2 separate regions of the Homo sapiens genome follow, and region 2 is linked to region 1. Evidence: chromatin contacts called from ENCODE Hi-C or POLR2A ChIA-PET data. All regions are on one chromosome and are shown on one strand. Each heading gives the region's core, a stretch centred on a gene start or an enhancer-like site at or near the end of the contact. The rest is flanking DNA. Distances are from core to core; before and after follow the strand shown. Region 1 overlaps SETD2 (SET domain containing 2, histone lysine methyltransferase). Region 2 overlaps SETD2 (SET domain containing 2, histone lysine methyltransferase).

What was found. Hi-C counts contacts between places; a loop is a spot of excess contacts on that map. ChIA-PET counts read pairs that join two places held with the same protein, here RNA polymerase II (POLR2A). Pooled maps may share reads with other maps.
Region 2: a map of colonic mucosa shows a loop between it and region 1 (2.0-fold over the local background). The contact joins two enhancer-like sites. A Hi-C loop is called at or near these places in 1 of 168 maps with a recorded cell type or tissue (colonic mucosa) and 2 of 50 pooled maps. POLR2A ChIA-PET finds 5 or more read pairs at or near these places in 5 of 52 experiments (Panc1, WTC11, activated CD4-positive, alpha-beta memory T cell and 2 more).

The regions. Positions count from the first base shown.
Region 1 is chr3:47,035,647-47,040,274 of GRCh38, reverse strand. It overlaps SETD2 (SET domain containing 2, histone lysine methyltransferase), which reads left to right. Exons shown (of 21, transcript NM_014159.7): 18 at 2,498-2,609. Among named protein-coding and RNA genes, the nearest start is that of NBEAL2, 58 kb to the right of the region's middle. Within about 2 kb of position 2,259, at least 5 of the 41 ENCODE cell types and tissues checked have a DNase peak (open chromatin) inside an H3K27ac peak, as active enhancers do.
Region 2 is chr3:47,139,281-47,143,322 of GRCh38, reverse strand. All of the region lies in intron 1 of SETD2 (SET domain containing 2, histone lysine methyltransferase), which reads left to right. Among named protein-coding and RNA genes, the nearest start is that of SETD2, 23 kb to the left of the region's middle. RefSeq lists a silencer at 950-1,049. Within about 2 kb of position 2,047, at least 4 of the 41 ENCODE cell types and tissues checked have a DNase peak (open chromatin) inside an H3K27ac peak, as active enhancers do.

The DNA.
Region 1 (4,628 bases), core at 1,010-3,509:
GGGTGCAGTGGCTCACACCTGTAATCCCAGCACTTTGGGAGGCCAAGATGGGCAGATCACCTGATTTCAGGAGTTCAAGACCAGCCTGGCCAACATGATGAAACCCCGTCTCTACTCCAGATACAAAAATTAGTTGGGCTTGGTGGCAGGTGCCTGTAATCCTTCCTACTTGGGAAGCCGAGAGGCGGGAGAATTACTTGAACCCTGGAGGCAGAGGTTGCAGTTAGCTGAGATCGCGCTACTGCACTCCAGCCTGGGTGACAGAGTGAGACTCTATCTCAAAAAACAAAAAGGCTTTTATAAAATGAGTCCTCATTATGTTGCTAATTGAATGTGTAATGATTTTAAAAACCACGTGTGGTTTAACCAGAACTTTTTTTTTTTTTTTTTGAGACAGAGTTTTCACTTTTGTTGCCCACGCTGGAGTGCAGTGGCGTGATCTCGGCTCACTGCAACCTCTGCCTCCAGGGTTCAAGTAATTCTCCTGCCTCTCAGCTTCCTGACTAGCAGGGATTACAGGCACCTGCCACCATGCCCAACTAATTTTTTTTTTTTTTTTTTTTGTATTTTCGGTAGAGACAGGGTTTAACCGTGTTGGCCAGGCTGGTCTCAAACTCCTGACCTCAGGTGATCCACCTGCCTCGGCCTCCCAAAGTGCTGGGATTACAGGTGTGAGCCACCACACCTGGCCAGAACTTTGTTTTTTAACACCAAAACAAATTTTAAATATTCTATCAATCTTCCAAAAATAAAAAAAGTTTGGGCCGGACATGGTGGCTTACGCCTGTAGTCCCAGCACTTTGGGAGGCTGAGGTGGGCGGATCATGAGGTCAGGAGTTTGAAACCAGCCTGACCAACATGGTGAAACCTCACCTATACTAAAAATACAAAAATTAGCTGGGCGTGGTGACACGCACCTGTAATCCCAGCTACTCAGGAGGCTGAGGCAGGAGAATCACTTGAACCCAGGAGGCAGAGGTTGCAGTGAGCTGAGATCACGCCATTGCACTCCAGCCTGGGTCACAGAGCGAGACTCCATATCAGAATAAAAAAAAAAAAAAGTTTGTATTTCTTATTTATATGTGTACCTTTCCCATCTTTTCTAGGTTTTCTTTATCTGGTAGCTAAGAACAGACATGTATATATTTGTTCAGTTTCTATAATAACATCCTTAGCTGCTTGTGGTTCTTTTATTATGGTAGAAATCTTGAGCCTTTTAAAATAAATGAGTTCCATAGGTCAGAGGTAAGCCTATTTTTACAATAGTCTATATATATGTATATACACTGATTTATATCAAGTGTCTTTAATGTTGTTATGTTGTTGACTGAAGATTGATGTGGTGGTAAAGCAGAAGACTGTAGTGACAAGACTGACCTGCCAGATTTGTTAGATCCTTTGAGGCTTTTGACATTTTAAGTCACTGTCCTCATAACATTCTCTGTTACAGCTGGCTTCAGACTCCTGAACGTGAATATCCTTACTTCCACTTTTTATCCTACAGATCTTTTTTAAAAAAGAAAAATCTTTGCTTGCTTATTTTCAAAATGACTGTAAACATTTAAAGGGTTAACATGGCCGAAACCTTCTTTTTGCAGTCGGTCGGGAATATTTTTAGCAGAGGGTACAAGTTTTTGTTTTTTTTTTTGTTTGTTTTTTAAGACAGAGTTTCACTCTTGTTGCCCAGGCTGGAGTGCAATGGCACGATCTTGGCTCACTGCAACCTCCGCCTCCCAGGTTGAAGTTATTCTACTGACTCAGCCTCCTGAGTAGCTGGGATTACAGGCGCCCGCCACCACGACTGGCAAATTTTTTGTATTTATAGTAGAGATGGGGTTTCACCGTGTTGGCCAGGCTGGTCTCGAACTCCTGACCTCAGGTGATCCACCTGCCTCAGCCTCCCAAAGTGCTGGGAGTACAGGCATGAGCCACCATGCCTGGCCAGGGGTACAAGTTTTTAACCTGTACGTATTTTTCTTGTCAGTCATTAAACCAGAGGGGCAGAACTATTAAAAAGAAAACTCCTAAAGCAAGGGATAATTTTCTCACGTGGTCAAGGACTGTGAGAGGTGTTACATGATTTATTTTGCTCCATTTATATGCTAGGTACAGTCACTGTTTACCTCTTCATCTACAGAGGGGTGACATAGGCAGGGACCTATTTCCTGTACATTTTAGGCTTTGCCCAGTCTTATTTGCATGACATTAAGAGTCAGGTGAGAGACAGACAGGATGTTTGGGTTTACTGCTCTCTTTGACACCCAGTCAGTGTTGCCACATCATTGCCCACAGAAATACAGTCATTGAAGAGGGGCATATCTCTGTGCTAGAATCATTGCTGTTAGGAAGATAGAAAAAGTTTGTCTTTAACTCATGGAGCTGACTTATTCTATGTCTTATTGTATGTTGTATTTTATGTATGTATGAGCAGTGATGTTTATGTCAGGATTCTCTGTTTCCTAGCCCTGACAGCATGGCTGTTTTTGTCTCTTTCTAGGCAGACTCAGTGGGATCCTCCTACTTGGGAAAGCCCAGGAGATGATGCCAGCCTTGAGCATGAAGCTGAGATGGACCTGGGAACTCCAACATATGATGAAAACCCCATGAAGGTGAGTGTGGCTTACACATGTATTTCCTGATCATTTGGGAGTCCGTCCAAGACCATCCCGCATGGTCTTGGGATTCTTTTTTCTTTATTCTGAAAAATAAGTGAGTGACTATGCATGTATCAAGGTGTAGAGATGAAGTCAGGGAGAAAGAATGGCCTTTTTACATATACACCATGGAATACTATGCAGCCATAAAAAATGATGAGTTCATGTCCTTTGTAGGGACATGGATGAAACTGGAAATCATCATTCTCAGCAAACTATCGCAAGGACAAAAAACCAAACACCGCACGTTCTCACTCATAGGTGGGAATTGAACAACGAGAACACATGGACACAGGAAGGGGAACATCACACTCTGGGGACTGTTGTGGGGTGGGGGGGAGGGGGGAGGGATAGCATTAGGAGATATACCTAATGCTAAATGACGAGTTAATGGGTGCAGTACACCAACATGGCACATGTATACATATGTAACAAACCTGCACGTTGTGCACATCTACCCTAAAACTTAAAGTATAATAATAATAAAATAAAAAAATATAAAAAATAATCCCATTACAACCCTGAATCCCTTTTCAAAAAAAAAAAAAAAAAAAAAAAAAAGAATGGCCTTTTTTAGACATTGAGAGACTCAGATGCATACTAACTACTTACTCATTTGAGGGAGATATATGGCCAAGAATTGTGATGGGTGTTCAAAACACCCATTACTATGATCGCTTCAGGGCCTCTCTTGTTCTCTTTGCCTTTTTTTTTTAAATGAGACGGAGTCTCACTCTGTTGCCCGGGCTGGAGTGCAGTGGTACAATCTCGGCTCACTGTAACCTCTGCCTCCTGGGTTCAAGCAATTCTCCTGCCTTAGCCTCCCGAGTAGCTGGGACTACAGATGTGCACTCCACGCCCGGCTAATTTTTGTATTTGTAGTAGAGACAGGGTTTCACCATGTTGGCCAGGCTGGTTTTGAACTCCTGACCACAGGTGATCTGCCTGCCTTGGCCTCCTGAAGTGCTGGGATTATAGATGTGAGCCACCACGCCCGGCCTCTCTTTGCATTCTGTTGTTAGTGCCCATAACATATGCTTTCGTGATTGGTCTGTTCAAAACCAATAGGAGGGGTGGGTTTTGTTGTTGTGTTTTTTGTTTTTTTTGGTGTGATCTTGGCTCACTGCAACCTCTGCCTCCTGGGCTTCAGCAGTTCTCATGTCTCAACCACCCAAGTAGCTGGGATTATAGGTGTGCGCCACCATGCCTGGCTAATGTTTGTATTTTTAGTAGAGATGAGGTTTTATCGTGTTGCCCAGGCTGGCCTTGAACTCCTGACCTCAAGCAATCTGGCTGCTTCAGCCTCCCAAAGTGTTGGGATTACAGGCATGAGCCACCACAGCTGACCGTATGAAGTGTCTTGAATGAAATCAGATATCATATTTTTATGTTCTAAAACCTGACTAATATTTTTTTAATTTTGAAAAGAATTAAGTACTTCAGTGGTTAAATTATTGGGAATAGGTGGAAGAAGGAAGAGGGAAGAAAAGGAGCTGGAGTGAGAAGGGATTAAAGTAGAAATGAATTCATTCTTGTTTATATTTTATTCACTTTTGGAGGAAATATTTTCCTCTTTTCACATGTGTTTGGCATTTGCAAAAAGATACACACTTACGTTCAATCCATGTGGAGTTTGCTAAATTTCAAATGAATCACATAAATCACTTAGCCACTTCACTCCAGCTGTTGTGCTGTCTTGTTTTCCTGAATCATTTAGGAATATGCCCAAGACTGCTAGGCACTTGACATTTAAATTATATGTAAGCTTAAATACAAACAAAAATCACAACTCCCATTTCCAGACTTCTGTACTGTGTTAGTTATATCTTTTGAAAAATAAACAAAGGGATTAAGATAAGATCTGGTGCAGCAATACAGCTGAGTTCTGGGGCCAAGTTTATAAAGCATGTTGGAGGCCTTACCCTTCTTAAAAGCCCAAGTTCATGGGCACCGTAACTATTAATCTTGATTCAG
Region 2 (4,042 bases), core at 798-3,297, 100 kb before region 1:
CCCAATAAAGTTTTTTTGTTTTGTTTTTTGAGACGGGGTCTTGCTCTGTTGCTCACGGTGGAATGCAGTGGTGAGATCGTAGCTCACTGCATCCTTGACGTCCTGGGCTCAAGCAGTGGTCCTGCCTCATCCTGCTGAGTACCTGGGACTACAGGCATGCATCACCAACGCCTGGCTAATTTTTAAATTTTTTGTAGAAATGGGCTCTCACTATGTTGCCCAGACTAGTCTTGAGCTCCTTGGGCTCAAGTGATCCTCCAGCATCAGCCTCCCAAAGTGCTGGGATTACAGGTGTGACCCACCATGCCCAGCCCCAACTTTCATTTTTCCATTTTGAAAATAAGAAGCCAATGAGCCAGGCGCAGTGGCTCACGCCTGTAATCCCAGCACTTTGGGAGGCTGAGGTGGGGCAGATCACCTGAGGTCAGGAGTTCAAGACCAGCCTGGCCAACATGGTGAAACCCCATCTCTGCTAAAAATACAAAAAATCAGTTGGGCGTGGTGGCAGGCTCCTGTAATCCCAGCTACTCAGAAGGCTGAGGCAGGAGAATTGCTTGAACCTGGGAGGCGGAGGTTGCAGTGAGCGAGATTGCGCCATTGCACTCCAGCCTGGCCGACAAGGGCAAAACTCCATCTCAAAAAAAAAAAAAAAGACAATGTATATATGGTATTCCCCTTCCCCACCTCCCCCCACCACGAAGTAGCATACTAAATTTACTGTTTTGTTTCTTGCTTTTTTTCCTTAACAGTACATTCCGGAGCAGTATACAGAGATCTTCATTATGACCTTTTATTTTAATTAAATTAATTAATTAACTTAGATTCTTGCTCTGTCACCCAGGCTGGAGTGCAGTGGCACCATGTCATCTCACTGCACCCTTGGCCTCTGGGGCTCAAGCAGTCTTCTCACCTCAGCCTCCTGAGTAGCTGGGACTACAGGCGCACACCATCACACCTGGCTAATTTTGCTTATTTTTTGTAGAGGCGAGGTCTCACTATGTTGCTCAGGATGGTCTCGAACTCCTAGCCTCAAACAACCCTACTGCCTCAGCCTCCCAAAGTGCTGGGATTACAGATGGGGGAGCTACCACGTCCAGCCCATTATTATGATCTTTTAGATCAAAGTTCGTAATTAGAACTTTTTGAAGCTGCATACTACCACATTGAACGGATGTACCAGGGTTATTCAGTCACTGTTACAACCTTTTACTAGCACACAGATAGCCTTTTGCAGTTTATTTTAACCTTTTTCTGTATGAAATGATGGATAGTGGTGCATTCAGTGCATTGTAATTCACAATCATCCTATATTATCATTTGGCTTTGCCTTGTAAGAATATGTGTTTCAAGTGTTTTTTTTAAGGTATGGATAGCTTTTACCCTACTTGTAGTTGTGTTAGTTGACTTGAAACCTTTTCCTTCTATACCTCAGACATTAATTACAATGAAAAAAAAATGCTTAAACTCTTTACCAAAACCAGAAAATAAACAATGGCTATTTTTATTGCATTTAAGCTTTTGTTCCGTAAGAGTACTGAATTGTTTTTTAATGTGTTTTGATTTTGGTCGGGTGGTAACTTATGCTAGAAACTTTTTGAATTGTTGTACTTGGTATGTTTCTAAAATAGAAAGCAGCCCACACATTTTTTTATTTTTTCTTTATAACAAAAGAAAACTTACTTGTGAAACATGAAATAATAAAATTATTTTCAGAAGCATTTTTAGTATTAAGATGAAAGTAAGCAGTTATTTATGATGGAAAGAGATCTGAAATATGTATAAAAAGAGAGACCTTGTCTTTCTCATGTCTTTCCATTTAATCACATCACAGGTTTTATTTCTGTGTTTTTATTTAGAAGGTGGGTTTTTCAGAGCTAATTTGCATGAAAGGCTGTAACTTGAAAGAGCTGTTTTTGTATTCTCATTTAATGTGGTTAAGCAAGAGTAGGACAGGAAGGCTGACATAAGTACTTAGTCTGGTACAATACAAGATAGGTACAGTTTAAACATTAACCAACTGGGTGCAGTGGCTCATGCTTGTAATCCCAGCACTTTGGGAGGCTGAGGCAGGCAGATCGCTTGAGCCCAGGAGTTTGAGACCAGCCTGGGCAACATGGTGAAACCCCATCCCTACTAAAAATTCAAAAATTAGCCAGGCATGGTGGTGTGTGCCTATAATCCTAGCTACTTGGGAGGCTGAGGTGGGAGGATCACTAGAATGGGGCGGGGGTGGGTGGTGTGAGGTTGCAGTGAACCAAGATCATGACACTGCACTCCAGCCTGGGTGAGGGCAGTGAGATCCTGTCTCACAAAAAAACAATATTAACCAAGCGAGCTTAGAGTCTACAGTCTAATTATAATAGTCTAATTATAACAAGCCATCTCCCTCAGAAACCTATCTCATGTCTTTCTTCGTATTCGATACTTAGAATTTTTAATTTTAATTTTAATTTTTTATTTGAGACAGAGTCTCGCTGTGTCACCCAGGCTGGAGTGCAATGGCGCAATCTCAGCTCACTGCAACCTCCACCCCACTGGGATTCAAGTAATTCTTGTGCCTTAGCCTCCCGAGTAGCTGGGATTACAGATGACTGCCACCATGCCTGGCTAATTTTTGTATTTTTAGTAGAGACAGGATTTCACCATGTTGGCCAGGCTGATCTTGAACTCCTGACCTCAAGTGATCCACCCGCCTTGGCCTCCCAAAGTGCTGAGATTACAGGCGTGAGCCACTGCACCTGGCCAGTCAACTCTTTCTGTGTGATTCACTGGCTTGTACTAAAGATGAATTTCAGCATTTATGCATATTTATCTTTTGAGGCTTATTTGGTATTGGAGGTTTTCCTCTCTCACTTTTTGCTAATGAGGAAAACAAATGGATAATTGAAAAGATTAACTCAGAGTAATGAGTAAAATTACTGGAATTCAATTGAATACAATAGTCTTCAACACTGGGCTCTAAAATGTTCAGGTTAGGTCACCCAACGTTCCAACTTATGGGTTTTGGAAAAAGCAGATGGCTTTAACAGGTGAATATCATTCACTTTAGGTAGGTATTCTTGTGTATCTATTTGGCAGACAAGTAGAGAAACATTTCAGGCATAAATACAGTTGTTAACATTTGGGATTATAGTCTTAACCTTTCCTCACTGATTAGAATTCCGTAGTGACACATTTGAGATTAGCTTTTTAACAAAGTCACTTCTTGTTAGAAGTGACTTTTTTAAAGAAAATAAGTTAGCTTTACTCACTTGTGTAGTAATTCCACATTAAAATAAAGTTTCAGCTATTTTTGGGGTGTAAGAATAGTTGGTGAGTATGATCAAGTTATTTTTTTCTAGATTTAGTCGGTATATATTGATCAATAGGATTCTTTGTATGTTTGAGATACTATACCAGTTGAAGATGTGGACTTAAACAAGTGAGAAGGAGTGCTTGTATATCAAGTCTACTCATGCTAGTTCAGGTTAGCATACTTACTCCAAAGTGCTTTACCTGAAATTTCAATGTCTTTGATAAAGCAGTGTATCACTCATAGCTTTATTGACCACATAAATAACGTATATTTTTCATCAGTGTTTTTTTTTAATTCACTTGTCTTCACGTGTCCTTGTTCTTAGATGAGAATGCGGCAAATTTCATAAATTTTATGGCCTATATATCTTGCTTTTTCTACATGTCAGTTTTGAGATGTTTCCCTCTTTTCCTTTAAGAATTGCTTGAAGTGAGGAAGCTAAAAACTAGTACTGTTGTTAAGGAGTTTCTTTGATTCAAAAAGTAACGAGAATGTATGATAGGAACGGGAATGTTAGGCCCAGGGGAGATTATATAATAAGGACAAGATGTTGCCTTTGTCTCTTTGAAATTTAAACTCTATATGGGGAGACAAGAACAATAAATGCAAGTCAAGGCTGTATGTGATTGTCAGATTGTAAAGTATATGCTGTAGGAGTTGAATTTAGTAGTAGTATCTGGAAAGGTAAGAAAAGGATAGGAAAAGGCATAATAGTGCTGAGTACCTACTAGACATTCAGATAATTGT